Regions from separate parts of the Mus musculus genome. Here region 2 is linked to region 1. The links are chromatin loops, found by intact Hi-C in ENCODE. Cell type or tissue: left cerebral cortex. All regions are shown on one strand. Each heading gives the region's core, and the rest is flanking DNA. Links, peaks and the distances in the headings are about the cores only.

The links. Peaks named below come from ENCODE experiments on the same cell type or tissue, not always from the same donor. Only the 100,000 strongest peaks of a DNase experiment are listed, where the experiment ranks them.
Region 2: it touches region 1 in a loop (2.4-fold over the local background); 11 of 42 quality-filtered maps call a loop at or near these places.

What each region holds. Positions count from the first base shown.
Region 1 is chr9:99,466,296-99,474,799 of GRCm38, forward strand. Nme9 (NME/NM23 family member 9) reads left to right here. Exons shown (of 10, transcript NM_001165957.1): 5 at 1,881-1,963; 6 at 2,332-2,424; 7 at 3,306-3,460; 8 at 4,495-4,635. It overlaps 1600029I14Rik (RIKEN cDNA 1600029I14 gene), which reads left to right and starts at 4,126. Exons shown (of 2, transcript NR_028123.1): 1 at 4,126-4,631; 2 at 8,099-8,456. In left cerebral cortex, for the core only: a CTCF peak has its summit at 3,545; no DNase peak of the experiment used is centred there.
Region 2 is chr9:99,650,763-99,659,266 of GRCm38, forward strand. Dzip1l (DAZ interacting protein 1-like) reads left to right here. Exons shown (of 16, transcript NM_028258.4): 8 at 152-292; 9 at 4,098-4,128; 10 at 4,816-4,869. Among named protein-coding and RNA genes, the nearest start is that of Dzip1l, 25 kb to the left of the region's middle. In left cerebral cortex, for the core only: no CTCF peak of the experiment used is centred there; no DNase peak of the experiment used is centred there.

The DNA of each region.
Region 1 (8,504 bases), core at 139-8,138:
CAGGATCTCTGAAAGAGCAGTCAGTGCTCTTAACCACTGGGTCAGCTCTCCAGCCCCAACCACAGTCTCTTGAATCAGAAAGTGGTCACCATAGTCTCTTGAATCAGAAAAGGTTGCTATTCATTGTGCCCATGTGCCTTTCTTCTCTATGCCCCCTTAGCCATGTGTGTGTGTGTGTGTGTATGCATGTATTGGGAGATGGAACCTAGGCCCTCATACTTGCTAGGCCAGTGTCTCAACCTCTGAGCTACAGTTCAAGCCCCCTCTGTCTGGCTTCTGAGATAACATCTTTCTCTTTCTCTGGCCTCTTTTCCTGGGTTTCCCACTTTGAGCTGAGGCTGGGGGAAGAGGCCCACAAGGGCCTTGTCTCCTCTTCCTCTACCCTTTAGGTGATCTCATGAGCCCACCACTTCAACCCAGAGTCAGTCGTAGGAGCGCCTTAACATCAAGTGTCCCCAGCCTATCAGAAATGGTGGCCATAGAAAAATACACAGGCTGTTGCTTAGGGTGACGTACACTGTGCAAGTCAGCTTTCTGTCGCCATTCAAGACACTTGGGATAATCATCTTATATTGGCAAGATGTTTCCTTTGCTCAGAGTTCTGGGGGCTTCTGCCCAAGACCAGTTGGTCCAGATGCTTTAGAGCCTGTGGTAAAGGCTCTAGGCAGGGACATACAGTGGAGCAAGGATCTCACAGCCAGGAAGCAAAGGAGCAAGAGTGCCACAACCTGCCTGTCAGCTACCTCCCAACAGGGCCACAGGATGGGGACCGAGGGTCCCTAGGCGACACTTGTCTAATGGATAGCATACACCTATAAATAGAAAATAGGTGGTGGGAAATGGTGATTCTGTAGAAGATGCCGGTAAGTTACCAAGGGCAAGTTCATGTCAATAGGAACGCAACAGAAATGGGCTCCTGGACCACACAAATTGTCGCTTACAGAATTCCCATAGCTCGGACCTAGGTGGCCCCGGGTCACCAAGGCTGACCCCAAGCGATGTCAAAACTAAAGCTAAAACTGAAACAAAACAACAACAACAACAACAACAACAACAACAACAACAACAACAAAGGCTCACACTGTTCTGGCTGACCTCTCAGGAAACCTGAAGAGGGACAGAGGGGTTTGAAGCTGGAATCTAGTAGCCGAGAAGCACAAAGTTCAGATGCAGAGCGCGGGGCAACCTTTTCTGTCACACACACAAAAAAGGTGAAAAACTGGAAGGGGCCTGGAGAGCGGCTCAGCGGTTAGGAACACTGGCTGCTCTTCCAGAGGACTCGGTTTCTACTCCGGCACTCACAAGGCAGCTCACGTCTGTAACTTCAGACACAGGGAATTCAATGCCTTCTTGGGCCTCCGTGGGTACTGTATGGCCATGGTGCACAGGCATACAGGTAGGAAAAAATATCCATGCCTATAAATTTATTTGGCAAAAGCAAAGGAGTCATGAGAACAAGAAGAAAACCAGACAGGCAGCAGTTAAAGCCGAGAGCCACAAGAGGGGGACAGGAAAGCCTGAGGGTGGCTGGCCCTTGTGTCCTCTGCTCCTGTGTCCCTTGCTCACCCATCTCCAGGCAGCTCGTTCAGCCATTCCAAGTTTGCTTCTGAAGAGTCTTTTGGAAATGTCCACCCCCGTGTGTCCCCAGACCAGAGTTCAGAGAGTCAGACTTTGCCCACCCAAGTCAGGCTGGGGTTCCTGGCTGTGCTCTGGTGCCAGATTGGTGCCATTCCCTAGAGTCTGAGTCTATGGAGACCTGGAGCCCAAGCCTGTCCCTGGTACTTGCTGCAATGGAGCAATGTTTCAGCTGGCACTGAAACAATACTGTCCCTGCCAATGGCTTCCCAGCCATCTGACAGCGCTCCCCTGGTTAATTTCAGCGTCATCAGGAAAGACCTGTACATTGGGCATCATTAAGCCAGATGCAGTGGCCCATGGGAAGGCTGAGGAAATCATCATGAAGGTGGGAGGCGCATGACGTACCTTGAGTAACTGTTCTCAGGTCCCCTGCGGTAGATGCACAGGGATGGGGGCAGCAGGCTCTGGGATGCATTGAGGGAAGAAGGCTTCTGATGAGTTCTAACTCAGATTCTGTTCAAGGGTTACAACACTGTTAGATCTGAGTGGGGGGCTGCTGAGGGTGCTAAGGACCTGCATTGCTTTTCTCTTTTCATTAAGATCACTGCAAGTGTGGCCTTGAGTTACATCTGAGGAATGCACACTTATATGTATATGTACGTGTGCATGTATATATGTATATATGTGTGTGTATATATGTGTGTGTGTGTGTGTGTGTGTGTGTGTATAATGTATATTACATATATTCTGCAGATCCAGGAAGCAGGATTTGACATACTATTAAAAGAAGAGAGAACCCTGACAGAGGCAGAAATGCAAGCGTTCTATCAACACAGAGCCAGAGAGGTCAGCTCATCTGCTTCTATTGGTCCATCTCATCCTCTCTCCTCCTCCGACACTCTGGTGATAGGTTGATAGCCTCTCGGGGGAATAAACATGAAGAACAAGAACATGAACGGCAGGTGGGTGGGTAATGGATTTGCAGCTCAGAATACGATCGGAGCCTGTACTGCTCAAGTATCGTGGCTGCAAGGAAACTATTTTAACAGTCAGCAACGGAATAAAGATGTTTATTAGAAGGATGCTCCGTAACTCCCAGAGCCGATGACAGAGAATGAGAAAGGTTAACAAGGATGCTTGGTGAGAAGGGGGACCAAGGAAAGTCTAGGGCCCACAGACGCCAAAGCCTTAGGCAAACCGCTCAAGACGTCGCCGCCTGCCACTTAATCTTGCTTTCTCTGCTTGCTTCTGCTTATGATTTGCGGGCTTGGGGAGTAGGGCTGAGGGCTGTTATAGGTCACAGCCCCACTTCCTAGGTCAGAGGTGTGATAGTTGCTAAGCATCACGGTTGTGAAATGAGGAACAAGGGAAATGAAGGAGGGGATCTTTTCCAGAGGAGCACTGGTATTGAAGGAGAAGGGCCGCAGTCTACACTGTACCCTTGGAGACCCAATACCCATGTATTACATATCCAAACACCATTCTTTTAGCATGCCACTACCCAACCTAACTCATGCTCCACCACAGTTCATCTTCCTGGGGTCCTGGAGTGTGACTGGTCATCATCAACAGCAGGCTGAGGTGGCCAGGTCACGGCTGAGTGTCTACAAGCTCACAAGGCTGCTTACTAACCCTCCCTTCCAGCACATGGGTAGTCTGGTTGCGCTGGCCTGCTTCAGGTCTCAGTAGTTCCTGCCCCAGGTCACTGTTTCCTTCCCTGTGCCTAGGAGGCATTTGAGAGGCTAGTACATCACATGTGCAGCGGACCCAGCCACCTCCTGATTCTCACCAAGACCGAGGGCACCGAGGATGTAGTCACCGCTTGGCGAACCTTCCTGGGACCTTGTGACCCCAATGTGGCCAGGAGGGAACATCCCGAAAGGTGACATCAGCTGTAGTCCTTTCAGCCACCTCAAGCTTCATTTGGTGTTTGGTTCAGAATCGTGGGTGATGCTGTCAGCTCTGGTAGCCAGGGGGCGCCTTTCTATATATCTGGGAAGTTTTTGACATCTTCTTACTGTCTGAGTTTCTGAGACTCCCCGACATGGGATCCTACCCCACCCCACCCCTCCCAGATTTCTAAAGGCTGCTGCTGAGTTAGGCTCAGTCACAGATCTCAGGGACCTTCCAAGTCAAAGGCAGCAGTACCGCCTGCCCTGTGGACTTCAGCTACCACAGCCAGTGCTATCTGGAGTCAGCTTCCTGTTCAGCACACCTACCTAGACCTGCTCAGCCTGCTCTATGACCCAGTGAGCAGCTAGCTTGGAGTCCACTGTACCAAATCCACGGGCCTTGGCTTTTGAAGCTGACAGAGAGCCATGGTCAGACAACAGGAAAGAACTTAGCAAAAAACAAAAACAAAACAAACAGAAAAAACAAACAGAAAACAAACAAACAAACAAACCTTAAAGTACTTTGCAGTCCTAAGGGACAAGAGCGTCTAACTGAAGCAACTGGGCTAAGCAAAGCGGCAGATGGCTCAGACCTTAGGTTACCAGCTAATGGGTCAAGTCCCTCCTCCGTTTCCGTTCAGTTCAGTTCAGTTCCCTAGGCTGTGAAGTGGGACTATCCACCCGCAGGCAGCACAGAGGCATTTAGAGCGGCGCTCAGCACATAGGTCCTAACCTAGCTCGACCAGGATTAGGGTTCTTATCAAGATCAGTCATATTGCTGCACGAGAGGCAAGGTGCTAGAGCTCAGCTGTGACCCAACAACAGTGGGAGTTGTAGTCTCTCTCTGGGCAGAAACGTTGCCAGACTCTGTTTAACACCCCTGGGCAGCAGGTGCTGGCACGGCTGATACTCTCCAGTTCTCTACAAAGAGCAAAGCAGTCTGGTAGCTGGTGGTCCTGCTGCCAGAGAGCAATGCATTTCTCTTCAAGTGAAACAATTGTTTCTTTTACATTGTACCAACCAGTCTCCGGGCTCAGTACGGCACAGAAATGCCTTTTAATGCTGTGCATGGAAGCCGGGACAGAGAGGACGCCAACAGAGAGCTGGCGCTGCTCTTCCCCAGTTTCAAGTTCTCAGATAAAGACAAGGAAGCTCCACCGGGTGAGTTGATAATGGCTTTATGACTGTGTGTGTGTAAAACTGACGACTTATCTCCCAACTAGCCAATAAAGTCCTGTTCTGAACACAGGTCACCATGTAACTGGCATCACCATTAATCCATTTGGTGCATTCTTGAAGCAGAAGGGTTGCTTTTTAAGACCAACTGGGCTTTTTTTTTTTTTTTTTTTCCTGCTTATGGTGGAGCCCTACTTCCACCCGTGAGACACGTTGCCTTTCTTTCTGCCAACCATGGGGAAAGTCCTATGACTCTAAACAAATCCAAAGTTTATTTTTATAGGTTCGCACACCCACCCTTTGCAGACTGATCACTCTCATCTTCCACCCACCCTCCCTTCCCCACAAATATCCCTCCAGTGTTCCTATCTGTTCATTTTGTTGTGCGATCCATTAAGATTAGCCAGGGCCATCCGTGTGATCGTGGGTTTGAAGCTATCTGTTAGTGAATGACTGGAGGACTCAGAGAGTCCACCACACTCTTAGGGATCTACCAACAGGGAGGGTTTAGAGGTAAGAAGGCTGAATGAAGCTCATGACGTTGACCTTGTGTGGGCCCAGTGCAGGTAACAGCAGCTGATGTGAGCTAATGTTACAACAGTTTTACGAGTCTGGGGCACAGTACCTTCCGGCCCTCTCTTGCACAACATTCCCAGAGCCTTAGAGGGGGTGGTATACGACTTACTTAGGGCTGGGCCCACTCCTGTCACTCACGTTCCCCATCCTGGGCAGCCATGAATCTTTATTCACTGCTGTCAGGAGGGGTTTCTGATTCAGGCTGAGCAGTGACACCTCTGTCTATTGATCTCGGCTCTGGTACTCGGAAGGCTAAAGTTACTAATAATTCAGTTTAGGTAATCATGAGAATACTCCTCCCCAGACTTGGGTGGTTGGCTAGGCCACCAGGCACTGGTCCTATCCTTGGAGAGGGGCTAGAATCCATGCAGACGGCACTTGGTCATTCTATCAACGTTCAAGCTGCTGCTGTGTACCTTGTTCTTCAAATGGCTTCTTAGTACTTGATGAAGTTAATCCTCTGCCCATCCCCCATCCTCATCTCTCCAATCTCAAGGCCTCCTTCCCCGCCTAAACCTTTCTACCCATGCTGCCCCCTTCTTTTTATGTTCTACTATATGCCTTGCCTTAAGGCAATCCTTACCTCACATCACCGTAATTCACATGCACAGTCCACATGCCTCAAACGGTACCAAACAGTTAACACTATGGTCCTCATATGAGATCATAAGGCATTTGTGCATTTGGGCCTGGATTACCTTACTTAAAATAATTTTCTCCAATCCCATCCATTTCCTTGCACATTTCAGTTTTCTTTAGAGCTGAGCAGTAGTCCACCGTGTATGTACAAACCCTGATCACTCATTAGTTGCTTCCATTTCTTAGCCACTGTGAATAGGGCAGTAATGAACAAGAGCTGTTATCCCTGTCACAGGAACTAGAGTCCTTTGGGTCCATGCCCAGGAGTGGTACTTGTTTTTGAGACTCCTCCAGCCTGATTTCCAGAGTGGCTACAGTGGACAAAGGTTCCCCTCCCCCACGTTAGCTACCATTTTGTTACTAGTTGTTATTAGTGTTCTTGAAAGCCATTCTGTTGGCATGAGATGAAATCTTAAACTGGTTTGTTTTTTTTTTGTTGTTTTTGTTTTTTTTGATTTTCGAGACAGGGTTTCTCTGTGTAGCCCTGGAACTCACTCTGTAGACCAGGCTGGCCTCGAACTCAGAAATCTGCCTGCCTCTGCCTCCCGAGTGCTGGGATTAAAGGCGTGTGCCACCACGCCCGGCTTAAAGTGGTTTTAATGTGCATTTCTTTAATGGCTAAAGTCTTTCTGGGGCTTATTTCAAAGCCAGGTGTTCCTCTCTTGTCTCTGTGTCCTCCCCACTTCCCTGGCTTGCTGAGAAACCAGACTGCATAGAAGGGCCCTTCTGGAACCTGCTGTGGCATCCTGTCCCTCAGCCCATGTTAGAGTGGGCTAGGAAGGCTCTCTCTCTCTCTCTCTCTCTCTCTCTCTCTCTCTCTCTCTCTCTCTCTCTCTCTCTCTCTCTCTCCCTCCCTCCCTCCCTCCCTTCTCCCCTCCCTCCATGGGAAACATTCACAGTGCTTGGGCAAGATGGGCCAGGCTATCACTTTCTCCTAATATGGGTGAGAAACCAGAGTCCAAGGTGCAGAGAACATTGATTCTGTAACCAGTGCAAGAACTGGGTCTATCTGGCTGCAGTGAGCAGGAAAGGAACAGTCTAGGAAAAGCCCAACGATGTGGAGGTTAGTTTCTTAGGAGGAGGGAAGTCGGGTGGTGGCAGTGGCCTAGGTAGCCTTTTATACCAGCACTTGGAATGTAGCGGTACATGGATCTCTGAGTTCAAGGCCAGCTTGGTCTATGGAGTGAGTTCTAGGATGGCCAGGGATACACAGAAAAACCATCTCAAAAAAACAAAACAAACAAACAAACAAAAAAAAACCAACAAAAAAAGAGGCAGCTGCAACACAGCTCTAAAGAGCTTATTGCCTGTTTGGATTTTAACCTACATATTTGCCTAAATGTTGGCTGTGCTTAGGGTACCAAGATCTAAACCTCAGCATGTTAGAATGGGTAGTGTGGGGGTTGAGGACCTCGCTGAGGGCACCAGTTCAGGGAGTCAGTAAGCCCTGGGGAGTATGGCTCTGAGGGACCAGAGACCCAAGTTCACACAGCCAAGCACATGTGTCCTCTGGTCCTCTCACTTTAGTGGACACCCCTGCCAGGCCAGCTTTCTTCAGAGCCCATGACACATCTTTGTCCATTCCGGGCCGTTGGCTGGAGGCACAAAGATGTAAATCTGGGCCAGCCTAGGATAGGTGAAAGTGAACTGGCTGCAAACAGCCAACTAGGGCTCCTGGGGAGTACTGGGGATCTGGGATCTGCCACTCTGGTCTCAGCTGATAGAGCGATGGGGATGGTTCTAGAAGGGACTGAGCCCAGATTCCAGGTGGCTTCTGTAAAGCAGCCTCACTAGCAGGAGCACCATCGCTTACTCAGCACCCCTGAGCCCCCACACCCACCCCTATCCCCACCCCGGGCTCTGGAGACAGATCCTGGTCCCAATGTTCATCAGCTAAACAGCCTCTGGAGTGTAACTTACCTTTGTTGAGACCATTTCTTCATGTGTAAAATGGAGACAATGACATGACCATTAAAACCCCAAACTAATAATTCCAAGTTACCATCTTCCTCGCAGTTGTGAAGATGAAAAAAGGTCTAATTGTTCATTCTTACAACCCTGCCATCATCCCTCCTAACACACCTATTAGGAATCCCCTGGCCATCTCACCTGCCAACAAGTTCCAGCTTTGTCCTCTGGTTGGTTGGTTGGTTGGGTGGGGTTTTTTGGGGGGTGGGGGTGGTGAGGTGGTGGCCTAGCTGTTTAGGGAGTGTTATAGAACAATGTTACCCCGCCAGGTGCTGAGGCTCAAACTATGGTGGGCCCCGTGGAGGACCCTTGCATGTCTGAGCGTATCTGAGGACTGGAATGCCGTGTTGTCTTCTGCCGGAATCAAAGTCACAAGGCCACCAGAGGAGCCCTCAGTACACGCCGGTCGGCACAGAAGGCTGCAGAGGTGATTCCAGAGCGCCAATATGTGCTTGGTTTAGCCCTATTCTGTGGACAACGGAAACAACTGTCCATACGTCTCTGCCTTATTAAACAGTCTGTAGAACACACCCAACTCTAGTCACGGCATTCTGCTGAGGCATGGTGTAACCTCAGAAGACACTGGGTCTCTTCAACAATAAAGCTTTGATCCTAGTGTGGTACCTTAAAAAACATTTATTATTGTGGTGTGTGTGTGTGTGTGTGTGTGTGTGT
Region 2 (8,504 bases), core at 240-8,239, 180 kb after region 1:
CACAGTTTAAAGATCCAGTCTTGTCTCAGGAGAGGTCCACCAGGAGCACTTGGCTGTAGGGACTGCCCTTCTCCCTTGGGGCCCTTGGGGCCCTTGGGTTCCTTGGGTCTATAGCAGACATCTCACTGACCAATCTCCCTGTGCCCACCAGCTGCAGGAGGAGAATGAGAGGCTCCACGTGTCCCTGTCTCAGGACCAGAAGAAAGCAGCTGCCCAGTCTCAGCGCCATATCAATGCCCTCCGTGCCCAGCTTCAAGAACAAGCCAGGCTTATCGAGTCCCAGGAGGAGACGGTAGGTCCTTCCTTTCCCTAGTCGGCGCCTGCAACTGCCAGGCCTCTTCTCTGTGAGGATGGCTTTGGCTCCTTCGGGGCTCATGCAGCTGATGCCATTAGGCTCCTGAAGGGGAGTGAAGAGAAGTTAAAGGCTGTAGCCACCTCCCTCCAGGCTGGAGTAGCACGGTTTCCAAGTGGGCTGTGGCAAACAGCTCATTCTAGCACCAGAGGCCACACAGGACGCCTGGCCCCAGGCTGGCAGTTTGTGTGTTACGTCATTTAAACCTCAAACTACCCTTCAAGATAGGTACTATTTTCTCTTGACCTTTGTTTAGTGCAGTGGTTACCGACCTTCCTAATGCTGCGACCCTTTAATACAGTTCCTCATGTTGTGGTGATTCTCCCAACCATAACATTTACCTTGTTGCTACTTCATATCTGTCATTTTGCTATTATTATGCATTGTAATGCAAATATCTGACGAGCCGGATATGGAATATGTGACCCTCCCCATGGGGGTCATGACCCGCAGGTTTGAGAACCATGGATTTAATGGCGGATGAAACAGGCTTGTTTAGGTCTGCACAGTGATGACACTGGACTCTTGCGAGGCTGGTGGGACACAGAGCCGTGCTCCTTATCTGTGCATTCACAGATGTAACTGCTTAACCCACCCCCTCTCCATAAAGGAACGGCTTCTGAGGAGGTTTTCTATTAAGCCAGTAAGAAAGAAGTTGCTGGCTGTCCAAGTGTCTCCTAAAGCTGGGTGCCATGGCTCTTCACCTGTTCTTGGTAATTTTCCCAACCAGCCTGTACTCAGCTCCCCTCTGGAGGGCCAGGGTTGTGGGAAAGGTGTCTCTATGCCCTCTGAGCCCCACCTGCGGCCTCAGGTTCCTGTTCTCCACATAACCCTGGAGTTACTGTCACTGTCTCTCTCCTTCCTCCTGTCCTCATGCCTCTTGTTAGTTACACTTTTCTGCTCCCTAGCCACATTCTGTCAGTCACTGTATCCACCTGTCACGTGACAGAACTTTTCCTGGGAGACACATCATGCAGATCTACTTACCCCAGATGGGGAACCATGACAGACCAAAGTACAGATACCACCAAAGCCCAACTTGGTGAACCAGTGAGTTTTACTGGGGTTACTTACAGGAGTATGGCTAAGGAGTTACTTATGAGAGTATAAATGTGATACCTGTATCACCAAAGCCTGCCCCAGCATGGGTGACAGCTCACAAAAGCTGGGAACCTGGAGCACACTGCACTGCCTGCAGGCAGCTCAGCAGGCTAGGGAGTGTCCTCTCCAAGAGACTCCGTCGGTCTAGGCTTCTTCCAGGCGGCTCACCAGGGTTCTACTTCTTGTAGGCAGCTCAGTTGGTCTCAGAGCCTTCTTGAAGTATAGCTTGTCAGAGTCTTCTTTGTAGCTTAGCTTCCTGAGAGTGCTACTCTCAGCTTTTATTCCTTATTCTGGCAGGGAGGGGCCTAGTGAATCTGGTCGGTTTCAGGGACTTCCTGAAGCTCTTTTGAGTTGGTTACCTTCCTGCTTAAGGAGTTTACTGCAAGATGGAATGTTTTAGTCTGGGAGGAAACTGCTATATAACACTACTCTTGTCCCCTAGTACCTGCAAACACTGGCCTCTTTGCTTCTGTAAGCCACCTCTAGTTAACCCTGGAACTAGATCCTTCAGATCTATTGCTTGGAAGTGGAAGTTGCTGGCTCACGATAACAGAATAAAGTATTAGTGGTTTATGTTCATCATAGACCCAAAGAGGCAACACTGGCTGGTTGTGGTTAGCACCAGATTGGTACCACTGAGAACTCAGACTCTGATTTCAACTTTACATTCAGCTGTTGTAGTTACAGTTACAAGATAGCATCACAGCCCCAAATGTCATAACATATTTGATGGAAGAAGTTGATGAAAAGGCCTCTTCCCCAAACACTTCAAAAATAATAATTTATTTCAGGTGTGTGTGAGCACGTGCACACCACAGCACACAGAGAGCTCTTAGGGCAAGTCTGTGGGGTTCATTTGTCTTTCTACCTTTGTGTGGATTCAGGAATCTAATCCAGGTCACCGGGCTTGGGCAGCAGGGGCCTCCATCCTCTGAGCTCTCTGCATTAGCTCAAGACATTGGAGACATATGATTGGTCAAAGCTGTGTTGGTGAGCAAATATAACTTTAAAGAAACTGGGTATACTGGCTGGTTTTGTGTGTCAACTTGACACACGCTAGAGTCATTAGAGAGAAGGGAACCTTAGTTGAGGAAATGTCTCCAGGAGATCCAGCTGTAAGACATTTTCTCAGTAAGTGATCAATGGGGGAGGGCCTAGACCATTATGGATGGTGCCATCACTGGGCTGGTGGTCCTGGGATCTGTAAGAAAGCAGGTTGAGCAAGCCAGGGGGAGCAAGACGGTAAGCAACACCCATCCATGGCCTCTGCATCAGCTCCTGACTCCAGGTTCCAGCCCTGCTTGAGTTCCTGTCCTGACTTCCTCTAACGATGGACTTTGATACGGAAGTATAAGCCAAATGAACTCTTTTCTCCTCACCTTGCTTTTTGGCTATGGTGTTTTATCACAGCCCTAGAAAACCCTAGCTAAGACACGGGGAAAGAGTATACTTTTTAAAAAAGGGTTCTTCATTAAAAAAAAAAAGATTTTATTCTGTGTGAATGGGCATTCTCCCTGCATACAAGTATTGTACCATGTGTGTGCTTGGTGCCCTTGGAGGTTGGAAGAGGCTGTGGCGTTCCCCTCGAACTGGGATTAGAGAAGGTTGTGACTAGAGGCTGCTGGGAACTGAATATGGGTAAGAACAGCGAGTGCTCTTAGCTGCTACTTCCTCTCTCCAGCCCCTCATAGTCGGTTTTGTTGTCTCTGCAGTAGAGATAGGTAAGGAGAAACAGTTGGGAATTGATATTAGATGAGAACTTCGACACCAGTACATGGTGATAGAAACCCAAGCTGACGCAGAAGAGAGGACACACCGTATAAGTGAATGGTGCTTCATAGCCCCATAGCTGGGGAGCAGCAGAGTTTGGGAATAAAAGGGACCAGGATGTGACGATGGACAGAGTTTTCCTGTATTGCAGCTCTCTTCTGAAAGTGTTTCTTTTATTCAGAAGCCAGCTTGTTTCTTATTGGTTCCACGTGGCAAAACAAACAGACAAACCAAGAAAACCAAAAACAGTTGGCTGCTAACATTTGACCCTTTGCTAGTTCAGAGCGCTCCATCCAAACACGGATGGACAGCTGCTAACTGTGGTCTGAGGTCAGCTTGCACAAGACTGCTCAGTCTGCAACCTGTGAAAGAGGAAAGAGGAGGCCCTTGTTGGGAAAGGTGTGTTGAGCAGATTAGGGAGTGCCTGGGTCAGGTCTCCAGGCAGGGATGCTGTGTGGCCTCTGTGCTCCCAGGAGCCCTCAGCTCAGGTGTCTGCATCCCTGGTTAGAATTTCTACCTTCTCCTGACTGTCTTACATCAATTTCATCTCCATACCAGCTGTTCCACTCTGTTTCTGTGGCCTCCTGCCCTGAAGGAATGGCTCTCTGAAGACAGTCCTTCTGGTCTCTCATTCCTGAGAGAGCTGAGCAGGCTGTCATCCAGGACTGCTGAGTACCACTCTTCCTTGAGTCTTTCCACATATGCAGTGGGAGATGACATGAGCATGGGGCTGGGTAGTGAGCCTTTAGTGGATGGCATGGCAACAATGGCTGCCCTTTCTTCCCTATTCTGGGCAGATCTCCTGCTCAGAGCAGAACAGAGTCCCTCCAATGTCCTCTGCTGGCTGTAACCTGCTCTATCCTGCCTTTTGCAGATCCAGACTTTGTCCCTCAGGAAGGTGGAGGGTAAGTCTGTCGTGGGAGCTTAGTATCAGTCTTTGGGGGTGTCCTGGGCTCTTTCTCTTCCGCTGCCCAGGTGACTTATGGGTAGAAGTGGTGTTAGCAGTCCATGGGACATGCAGTGTGGTGACAGGCTCTTGACCTGGGCAAGGCACAGGGCCTATGGGAAAGAGGGTATTTTTGCTGAAGGCCTCCCATCAGCTCCCAGAGATTCATACCCGGTTTGATTTGGTCCAGTGGGATGGAGGGGGTGAGAGTCGTGGGTATGGTGTTGATGAGACTGGGCCCTTTAGTCTTTTTGAGTCACCATGTCTGTAGCATGCCATTAATGACAACTGTGCTGGGCCAAGTTCTTCAGGCCCGTCTTTGTATTACTCTGTGTTTAACTTGGGGTGATTGTTATTCCTCTATTTTCCACATAAGGAAACAGACACTGAGTGAGGTTCAGGGACGTCTCAGCTCCCGCACAGCTACTGGGGGATGTGTGTGGCAGAGCTGAGATGTGAACCGGATCTTTCTGCCTCCAATGTCTGTGTTTGTGATCTTTTCCCCTTCTGCCCCTCTGGTAAAGATGAATCTGTGGAGGGCAGGTCCTTACAGGCCAGCACTCACCCCTGGATACTTACTAAACCTTTCTTGTGTCGGGGGTGGGCTGCAGGGTTCTGGTGCCACTAATTGTTCCTGTCTTCTCAGAAGTCCAAGAGATGCCAAAGGCTGTGGCCACAGAGGAGGACTCTTCTGAAGAAGGTGGGTCTCTCTTTTCCTGTCAGTGAAGAAAGCAGATAGGCTGTACTCTCACTCTCTCTCTCTCTCTCTCTCTCTCTCTCTCTCTCTCTCTCTCTCCAATTTATTTATGTATTTAATGTATTAGTTAGTGTATATGAGTGCTCTATCTGAATGTACACCTACATGCCAGAAGAGGGTATCAGATCACACTATAGGTATTTGTGAGCCACCATGTGGTGGCAGGGGATTGAACTCAGGACCTCTGGAAGAGCAGACTGCTAAGCCGTCTCTCCAGCTCCTTTAGTTTCTCTGTAACTGTAATCTGGACACGTGAAACTGTGGTGTAAGGAACTAAGGACACAAGGTAAATATTTCTTCTGCACCTTGTGTGCACCAGGTGTCTTGTTTAAAGGTCTGCAGCGTCACTGAGCCACAGGCTATAGGAGGCGGAGCCAGTGCCTGCAGGGCTTCTGACTCTTGCCTGCCCCTTGTACCTGCCAACCTAGTGCTGTTCGGAGCCGCTGTGGAGATCTCATCTTTCAAATGGTCTTGTTCTACTGTCGCTGCGAAATAGCTGTAGGTAGATCATGGGGAACCTAAAGTCACAAGCCTGTCATGTGGCCTGAAGGAAACTCTCCAAGTTCTAGCTAGAAAGACATTGAGATGAGTGGGTGAGTCCCTATGGCTTTGGTAGACCTGTCATCTGCCTGGTACAGTGTGCTGTGTCCCTTTAGGTCCCAGGACAGCAGGTAACAAGCATGGCATTAGAAATGTAAATTGGCAAATTCTCCCAACCACAGCACAGACAAATGGAAGTAGAATTTTGGAGGACAGGACCCAGCAGTCTATTCCCATGTAGTCTCCCGAGCATTCTGATTCCTGCCTCAAATGACTGAAACTTTCTGCGTGTTAAGACCCATGTTGGGATCTTGCAGCTAACTGGGTGGAGGATTGTGCTACCCCCACCCCCTGCAGAGCTTGTGCAGATAGGCTCTGGACCTCGGCGGCCTTTAAAGCTTTTCAGGCAGTAGCAGTGTGCGGCCTGGGTTGAGGTGTGCATCTCATTGTATACTTACTGAGAGTCACCTGAGGAGGGGGGCTTGGTCAGCTCTTGTCCAACCACAGATTTCAGGGCCTCACCTGCTGCTACAGAAGGTTTGGAGTGAAAAACTCAGAGAATTTTCATACCTTACAAATTACTGGCCGATGATGTTTGGAAGCAAGGCCAGGGAGTTTTTGAAATAAAAATTAAGGTTTCTGACTCATTATCACTAATTTGGGTGTAATTAGCTTGGGTGGCTTTGATGTGTCGCCAGCTTGAGAGTCACCATGTCTGCCCATACGCTCCTTGGAGGAGACAGGATGAGTTTGTCCAGGTCCTGAGCACTCAACAGTAATGGGTTGCTGTCCTCTTGGCACATGTCTTAGTTAGGGTTTTACTGCTGTAAGCAGAGACCATGACCAAGGCAAGTCTTATAAAGGACAGCATTTAATTGGGGCTGGCTTACAGGTTAAGAGGTTCAGTCCAGTATCATCAAGGTGGGAGCCCGGCAGCATCCAGGCAGGCATGGCGCAGGAGGAACTGAGAGTTCTGCATCTTCATTTGAAGGATGCTAGTGGAAGACTGACTTCCAGGCTGTTAGGATGAGGGTCTTAAAAGCCCACGCCCACAGTGACACAGCTACTCCAACAAGGCCACACCTACTCCAACAGGGCCACACCTCCAAATAGTGCCCCTCTCTGGGCCAAGCGTATTCAAACCATGACAGCATAACATGGTCCTTGCTGTCTTGAACACTCAGTGGCTGGGATTATGCACAGGAGACCTGCTCAGCTAGAGCCCGCTAACTTTCAGAGACCCTGCCCCTGCCTGAAGAGTTCTAAGCGGTTAGCAGTAGCTGTGAGGAGGGAGCCCCTTCTTGGGTGGTGTAGCTCTCTGTTGGTTACCCATCCTCCTCTATGTTACCCCAATTAAACTATTGGCTCACCGAGCCAAGCTGGGGTGAGATTGTGTCTTTGGTTTGTCATCTCTGCTCTTTCTGAGGTGACAGACATTTGTCCAGCCTCGGTTGAGGTGGCTGAGGTGATTTTCCTAAAATCAATAACTTGTGGTAAGTGAATCAAAGCGCTCAGGGTACTGGAGCCCCTACAGAAGCAGTTCTCAACCTGTGGGTCGTGTCCTGACCCCCCTGGGTGGCATATCAGATATCCTAACAGATATTTAAATTACAATCCACAACAGTAGCAAAATTATGGTTTTAAATTAGCAACAAAATAATTTTATGGTTGGGGGCGTCATCACAACATAAGAAGCCATATTAAAAGGTCGTAGCACTAGGAAGGCTGAGAACCACTACCCTACAGGCCCTGAAGAACAAATCCTGGAACCCCACCCCTACCCTACCCCCATTTCCATGTCCTCGCCCTCTGTAGCAGTTAGCACGTTTTATTATAACTACTCGTTTTCCTACCCACGGACCAATATTTCTTGAAGTATGGTATATGACACCTCCATCAGGATCATCTGTGCACAGGAATATATAGATTCCAGGACCCTTCATATATATATATATATATATATATATATATATATATATATATATCTTGTGGTCCAGGAATTGCCTCACAAACCACTCAAACACCAGTCTCAGTCAGACAGAGATAGTTTATTGAGCATACACCCCAGGCCTGGTGGACCAGGGCCATGGTCCAGATTTGGGGACTGAACCATGACATTGAGTTAAGATTCCACAGGGTTTTTAAGCCCCAAATCCACAAGCATCTGTGCCAAGTTATTTCACCAGCCAGGATTTAGGGACACGGGATTCCCTCAGGAACACGTCTCTGTTTCACATTCACCCTGTTTCTGATGGTCGGGTATTCAACTGAGGCAGGGGACCTGCCTTGTCTAATATTCATGTCTTAACTTGTCTAAGAAGATGGGTCTTGTCTAACATCCATATCTTACCTTGCCAACCAGGATGTCAGTGACCTATGTGCATGTCTCTTTCTGCCAAGTAGGATGTCAGTTCTCAGGGAGGTTCTGGGGAACTTAAACTTTATTTGACCACTACTTAAAATGGAAGTCTTATTCCAAGTAGTGTTTATAGTGGTGCAGTTGTCTGTCTTGTGTTGGGGTCCATCTCAGGGTCAGCTTATAAAGTCAAACACCATAAAAACTTCTACATAGGTACAGGAATCACTGCTGTGGTTGGTTTGGGTCCAAGCTTATTGTGGGCAACTATACAAAACAGTTCTCCTGACTTCTATCATGGTTGGTTTCCAAGGGCACAGAGCATAACAGAACATCCAATCACTCTTGGCGTTAGAAAGTTTCCTTGTAACAGCAGAACCGTATGAGAAAGTTTCCTTATAATGGCAGGCTAGCCAGATAACTGTTACCTAGGCCTTAACATTTTATCTAGTCCTTAATGTTTTACGTAGGTCCCAACAGTATGGATGGGGTTGACTTGGGAGGGGCCAGGTATGTGCAATTTTAGGTCAAGTAATTCCAATACTTACTACCCTGTAGGAGGAAAGACCATGACCTAGAGAGGGAACTTGAGGGGAAGATACCGTCTGGGGTTTAAATCGGCTTCAGAACAGGCCCAGATTCAGTGGTTGCAGGGAGTTCAGTGGCAGGAGATGGTATCAGG